Regions from separate parts of the Mus musculus genome. Here region 1 is linked to region 2. The links are chromatin contacts, found by Hi-C or POLR2A ChIA-PET in ENCODE. All regions are on one chromosome and are shown on one strand. The core of a region is the stretch at or near the end of the contact, and the rest is flanking DNA. Distances in the headings are between cores, read along the strand shown.

The links. A loop is a pair of places that touch in the nucleus more often than their neighbours do. ChIA-PET counts read pairs that join two places held with the same protein, here RNA polymerase II (POLR2A).
Region 1: a map of heart shows a loop between it and region 2 (6-fold over the local background). The contact joins the promoter of BC005537 here to the promoter of Gmnn in region 2. A Hi-C loop is called at or near these places in 7 of 37 maps with a recorded cell type or tissue (T-helper 1 cell, T-helper 2 cell, gastrocnemius and 1 more). POLR2A ChIA-PET finds 5 or more read pairs at or near these places in 4 of 5 experiments (Patski and embryonic stem cell).

What each region holds. Positions count from the first base shown.
Region 1 is chr13:24,799,973-24,803,566 of GRCm38, forward strand. It overlaps BC005537 (cDNA sequence BC005537), which reads left to right and starts at 1,685. Exons shown (of 5, transcript NM_024473.3): 1 at 1,685-3,537. The coding sequence starts at 3,409.
Region 2 is chr13:24,760,147-24,763,929 of GRCm38, forward strand. Gmnn (geminin) reads right to left here and starts at 1,791. Exons shown (of 7, transcript NM_020567.2): 1 at 1,667-1,791; 2 at 14-71. The coding sequence starts at 64.

The sequences.
Region 1 (3,594 bases), core at 435-2,934, 40 kb after region 2:
CCGAATGAGCGCTCTTTGGGGTCAAGGACGGCGTGATTCAGCAGTAAACGTTCCAGTGTCCCATTTACCGTTGAGGATAGAGAGTCAGGAGAAGATGGGACGTAGGTCTGAGGTTCTCGGGGATCCCTGTTCACTGTGGTGGAGGAATCACACGTAGAGTTCGGCTGCCTCTTCCGATCCTAGCAACAACGCATACAAGGGCTTCTGTCGCTTAAAGCCCGAGGTCCGTTCGCCTTGGTGGTGCAGGAAGAGGGGTGAGGATAGAGGCGCATGGACTGAGGCTATACTCGTTGGGGTGCAAGCAAGCTTCATTCCGCTAACTCGAAATGATTTCTCCGTTGTTGCCAACTGGCCGACTTCTAGGGAATAATAAAATGACCCTAACCACCCTTCAGTCTTCCGGGTTTCTTCCTCACTCTGGCCCTTCCAACACCCATTTTTCCGCCCACTTCCCCGGCTTTGGCTTTTGAGCATCTCTGGAGCAGTGATTCTCAACCTCCCCATTGCTAAGATCCTTCAGTACTGTTCCTCATATTGTGCTGACTCCCAACCGTAAATTTCTGTTGCTACTTCTTAACTGTAATGTTGCTGCTGTTATGAATGTTAATGTTTTCCGATGGTCTTAGGCAACCTCTATAAAAGGATCATTGGATTCTCCCGTATGGGGTGCGACCCACAGGTTGAGAACCGCTGCTTTAACAGGACCCCCACCCTACCCCACCCCCTAAGTCCAACTACCGCTCCCCAGCATAGCCCAGGGTGGAGCTACTCTCTCCGCTTCGTCATGGAGGGCGTAGGGGGCGTGCTCTTATGACGTAAAAGGACGGGGCGGGGGAGACCTGGACAGCCTGACGGAGGGACAGAGGGGCGGAGGGAGTGGCGGGAGACCCTTGCCACGCCTTAGGACTTTCCATATTGATAAATAGGGGAAATGTGTGTTCTCAAACACCCCTAGGAAAAGAAGTATCTTACTGAAAGCCTAATTTCAAAGCTACTCACTATTTATACCGACTTTTATATGTCACACATTACTAGCTTTTCGGTTTTTCTGTCTCCATAACTGTGAAAACCTTCACGCTTCTTTTCCCGCCTCCCCCTTCAGTTTTTGCCACAGATGGTAGCGTCCGGGGCGCGCGCAGGCGTAGAGCGCTCGGGGCGGTGCCGCGGAGGGGCGGGTGACGCAGCAGCCGTCGCTGCCATTTTAAGTTGTTTGTTCTTGTTTCTTTTCCTCAAACGCGACTCAGCCCCGGACCCGGGAGGTTCCAGCGGCAGCCGCTGCTTCTGAAGCCACTCCGGTGCGGGGGGTGGGGGAACCGAGGCTGTGGCCCCGCGGACGCTCGACCTCCTCCTCCGTTGCGGCTCTCTCCCCCCATCCGTCGGGGCTCTCTCTTGGACTATCTTCCTGAACCGGACTGTTGGGCGAAGCAGGCCTCGGGAGCCGACGCTCGAACCGAGACAACTTTGCCGGGCTCACTCCGCGGACAGGCCGTAGCGCAGGGCTCCCCTCCTTCCCTCTTCCCTCCCGCGCGCTTTCCTCTTCCTCGCCGTCTCCCCCCTCCCCCTACCAACCCCGCGCCGCGTCCTTCCCTCCGTCGCCGCCCGGGGCGCCGAGCCCGACTATGGGGCCCAGGTGGGGGCTGAGTGGCGGCAGCAGCGCGCGTGGCCCGGCCACAGAGCGCAGCGCAGCGGGCATGGAGGGGCTCCGTCGGCCCGTCGTGTTCTCTTGACATGGCTCCCGCCCGCGCCACGAGCAGCGCCCCCGCCGCCGCCGCCGCCTCCTCCTCCGCAGCCGCCGCTCCGCCCGCAGGCTGCGGCTAGACGGCCCACCGACGGTCGGCCTGCGAGTCCCGCTCTCCTCTCCGCGGGGACCCCGCCCTGCCGCCTAGATCCCGGCCTCTCTGTCCCCTTGGGAAACCACCCAGCCGCCCCCACTCGGGAAACATGGGCTGTTGAACGGGAAAAGCGAATCTAGAACCCGGGAACTTCATTCCTTGCTTTTTTTTGGGGTGGGAGGGTGGGCTTCCTTTTAAGAAGTAATTATTATTAACACGATTATTCTCTTCTTTTCCCCTCCTCCCAACTGATCCTTCCTACTTAACTCTCTTCCCGCCTCCTCTACCCGGGCGGGAATTGTTTCCACATTGAAATGAGTGAGAACCCGAGTGATCCAGTGTCTCCCGTGGTGCGAGTGAGTCGCTGCCGCTGAAGGCCAGGGGTTGTGGGTGGGACCTGGGGGTCGAAGGCAGGTGATCCCCGGGCCCGGCCTGGGACGTGGGAGAACCCGCCACCTTAGCCTCAGCCATGCTCACACGAAGATAATCGAACTCCCTACCATCCCGAACTTGAACGGGGTCAAATTTATACGGAGGGCTCCCCGGGGAATGTAGAACCCACCGCAGGGCTAAGGGTGCTTGGATCCCGGGCATTAATCAGGGCTAATCACAGAGCCGGAATAACTATTAATACCGTTTAATAGACCCCCCTTTCCCTCTGCCATCATGGTTCTCCTTGGCAGCAGCGTTCGCAGCCGCCTGAGGGTGAAAACGTGGGTGATGGGGAAGTTGGTAATGACTCCGCTGTTTTTTCTCATGACTCCTTTGGGCAACAGCTGTCCACCCCCGGTATACACTGTAGTTGATTGCAGGGAAACCCTGTACCTCTCCCCTTCTTTCTCTGCTGATTTTGCACTTTTCTCTTTGCTCACCACCAAGTGTAATCAATAGCAAAGCACTGACAGTTCATAGCAGTAGTGAAATCTGAAATAACTAAGAATTAATCAGGTACTACAGCCATGGATCTGGCTGGGTAAAATCCAACTGGGGATTTCAGTTTCATTCACCTACCCTGTTTTGGTGGTTTTCAGTTTTTGGGTTTTTTGTTTTGGGGGGGGTATTTTTTTTTTCCCTGTATTTGGGAAGCAACATCACAATTTTCCCTCCCTTTTCTCAATTTCTTAATCCCTTTTCTGAAAAGGGACTATGCGAATGGGTTTCAAGGATTGGACCGGTGTCAGCTGTGTTTTACTGCGCACCTAAATCCTGATGATCGGTTTTTCATTTTCCCCTCAATGGCTTTTATTTTGGCAGTTTAGCCACATGTGTTTTCCAGAAAGTTAGTTCCAAGTTTTTTTCTCCTCTTTCTTTCCTTCCCCTTCACCTTCCCCATCTAACCCCCAAACATTATTGTCCAAACATGACTGGACAGCAACTTTTGTTTCTTGACCCTGTGGTATGACAGTCTGCTAATATTGTTAGAAGGTGCAGTTTGGGGGTTACAGTTGTGATTTAGCTATTCAATCATATTAGCAGGAAAAAAAATGACTTGTTTCTGTTGTACTTGAGTCTTAAGAAAAAGTGCCCATAGTTTAGTGACAATTTCCAAAGGCTTTAGTACCACCTGTATTTCAAAATGGGGGACCCAAACTCCCGGAAGAAACAAGCTCTGAACAGACTACGTGCTCAGCTTAGAAAGAAAAAAGAATCTCTAGCTGACCAGTTTGACTTCAAGATGTACATTGCCTTTGTGTTCAAGGAGAAGGTAATTTAAAGTTCTTACTGTGAATTAGTACAAGTGGGTTTGTAAGTGTGTATTATT
Region 2 (3,783 bases), core at 541-3,040:
CTCCATTACATACCTTCACATTCTCTTGGGCTCCCTCCTGCTTCTGCTTCATACTGAGATTCATTTTTCAGCTGGCAAAGCACAAGAAGAAAAGGTGATTTCAGTATTTATATCTGAATGTGGAATCTAGATTTTTTTTTTAGAAAATTATTTATACCACAAAAATCTTACTACTTTATGGTAGAACCACTATCTGTAACAATGGCACAGTGTCCTGTACAAACTACAGAGATCTCAAAAAGACCTGAGAAAAGGGCACTGGGAAAAGCCAAACAGACACTTGGGCCCATTCACCCTAAAGAACAGCATCATGCACATGACTGCAATCCTGGAACACGGTGGAGATAGGAGCCTATGGGAGCCTAGGCTACGCAGCCAAGAGCCTGTCTCAAAAACAAAAACAAAACCCAAGATCTTTTGGCTCCAACCAAGATGTCGAGCTCAGTGAGTACTGTGCATAACAAGCATGCACAAAGGCTCAGCTCAGTTCCTGGTACTGCATAACCAGACACAAGTCCATAATACCAGCAGCTGGGCAGAGAACCAGAATTCAAGGTTATAGTCAGCTACGTAGCAAACACAAGACCAAGCTGAATTTAAAAGGAGGCTAGGGGGAACGGTAAACTGTACCCCCCACCTCTTACTTACATGTAATTAAAAATTTACATTGTGCCCTGGCACTCACCCATGTATGCAAATATAAACAACTTATAGCCCAGCCAGAGTGGTGTTCTGTTATTTCCTATTCTATTTCAAGTTAATAAAACCCGATCGCCAAAAACAAAACAAAACAAAACAAAACAAAAATTGGGCAGCGGTGGCACACGCCTTTAATCCTAGCACTTGGGAGGCAGAGGCAGGCGGATTCATGAGTTCAAGGCCAGCCTGGTTTACAGAGTGAGTTCCAGGCCAGGGCTACACAGAGAAACCCTCTGTCTCGGAAAAACAAACAAACAAACAAACAAACAAACAAAAAACCCGATCGGAAACCTATTCGCAGGGGCTTTGATGTATTTCTCTTTTCTTTTTAAATGGCTAAGTGGGCAAAGCTGACCTTGAACTCCTGTACCTCCTGCCTCAACCTCCTGGGTGCAGGAGACTGAGCACTGACACCAGGCCCAGACTTGGATAACGAAGGCAGTGGGCCAAGATCCCGCTATCATTAGTGAGTCGTGAGCACAGAGACAGTGTCGGAGAACCTACTATCACCTACAGCGGCACCACTGGGAGAGCAGACGCAGGACTCAATGCCCTTGTCCCAGGAGTAGCGTTTGCTGCAGTTGGTGAGCAGGCGGGAGGGATCTACACCCAGTTCAACCCCTAGCCGTGCAATCAGCCCGGACTCCGAGGCAGCAAACTTCCCCGGGCGCGCCGGCCCCGCCCAACGCGGCGCGCGCCAGCCAATAGGAAGAGCGAACACCAGAGCGCGCCAAAACCGACCTCACCAATGGCGCAGCCCCTCGTCTCAGCTCGCCCAGCTTTGCCTTGCAGTCGGGCCGAGACTCGGGTCCCTTTCAAGTCCCCAGACTCGGGTCCCTTCAAATCGTCGCCTCCCAGGCCGGCTCCCCGTGGCTGAGAAGCAGGCCGGGCATTCGGGCCAGCCCGGCGATCCCGCGGCCGGAGTTGCACTCGCCCCGCCCTCGGTCTCCCGCGCCCTCGGACTCACAGACAGCAATGCTCAGTTCCCGGCGAGCGTGAGAGCCGCACAAGGCCCTGGCACCACACCGGATTCAACGACGCCAGAACGACCCGAACCTGCAGACTAACCCGCCGACCCGGTAGCTGACGCGCCGAAAGGCGGAGCCTCGGCATTCAGCCAATCGCCTCTCGCCGCCGCCCACCGCGCCCGTGGCTTCCGTGCGCCTGCGCACCCAGCCAAGGTGCGTGCAGTCTCTGGAAGAGGTCACCGAGGTTCCTCTTGCCTTAGGAGTGTGTGCCCTCTGACCTTGCCGTCTGACCCTCCGCTTCCGGCTCCAAGTGTCTGCCGGCGAGGACAAAAGAGACTCTCACTAGCGGCAAACACGAGAATATACATATATTTTTTCCAAGGTATTTTGTGTGTTTAGTTTTTAATATACATACATGCAAGCATGCATACCTAGATGCGCACACACTAAAGGAAGCAAATAAACAGACGAAACGTGATGACTCAAAAGTCACACTGTGACAGTCACTAGAAATAGCAAGGGCCCGCTTCAAGCTAACAAAAAAAGTTGAAGCTGAGGAATTTTAACTCTATACTTAAGACAGATGACTTTTACTGTATTTGAACTAGACCTCAATTAACTGGCAAGATGGCTCCTTGGTTGAGAGCATTTGTTCTTGCACGGGACAAACCTGGGTTTGGTTCCAAGCACCCACATGGTGGCTTACAACCATCCATAGCCCTTGTTCCAGGAGATCTGATGCCCTTCATGGACACCAAGATGAATATGCATCACACAGGCAACTTTGAAAAACCTAAACTATACCTCAGTAAATCTAAACAAAGGAGGGAGGGCTGCAATACAGGAAACCTCTATAAAGGACTTCCTGGCTGGCTATATAAATATAAGTTTAAAGCCAGCCAGGTTACATAGACAGAATGCAGTAGGGTTGCTAACACCAGAACCTGCTTTATCAGTCAATAACAATTTAGAAGGAAACAGAACTAGGGCCAAGGGAACCGCGATGGCCTAGAGGCTGAGAAAAGTCAATGTATTTGTCACCTTACTTGTTGCTGTAACAAATACCTGACCAGTGCAACTTAAGGAAGGGTTTGTCGGGGCTCACAATTTAAGCGTACAGTCCTCAGAGTCGGGAAGGTATGGCAGTGGGGGGAAGGGGGGCAGCAGGTCCCATACATGCAGGCCAAGCATTTGTACACATACAAAATGTTGCATGTTAGCCAGCACTAAATCCTGCTCAATGGGAAAATATTCTATCCATTTCCACAGAGAACCTGTATTCTATGGTCCAGCCAGTTACCACACTATCACCTCTCAGCCTCAAGTCCCCTGGCAAGTTCCAGAGGAACTGCATATGTGTTCTGCCCTCAGAATACTGGCGACTTCTCCTTTGCTCTCTCATGCTCTCTAGTGAGACCTGGACTTCAGGTCTGGATGAGGAAGAAAGTTCTTGGTGGGAAAGTTAAGATTCTTCCTACTCAAATTTTTGTGGATTATTTTGTTTGCTTGCTTGCTTCTCAAACAGGGTTTCTCTGTGTAGCCTGGACTGTCCAAGAACTCACTCTGTAGAACAGGCTGGCCTCGAACTCATAGAGATCTGCTTGCTTCTGCATCCCGAGTGCTGGGATTATAGGTGTGCACCAACACCACACTGAGGCTGTTACTCAAAGTTTTAAAAGAATTTTCTTTTCCTAAGAAATGCAATTTGAAGCTGGGTATGATAGCTCACACCTGTAATCCAAACACTAGGGAAGTTGAGGCAGGAGGATCTTGAGTTTGAAGTCATCCTGAGCTATGTAGGGAGACCCTATTCCAAAATGAGGGAACGGGGGGAGGGGAGGGGGAGAGAGGGAGAGGCTAAGGAAATGGCTAAGCAGATAGAGTGCTTACTGCAGAGACTTACCATGTGAATTCCATCCCCAGGACCCGATGGTAAGAGAGCACTGGCTCTTAAAAGTTGTCCTCTGACCTACACACACACACACACACACACAGAGAGAGAGAGAGAGAGAGAGAGAGAGAGAGAGAGAGAGGTGAATGTAAAGAATAGAAAAAGAAAAGTGACATAAGGAACAGCGGCTACCCTTTCCACCTAAAGATGAGATGCAGATCTTGG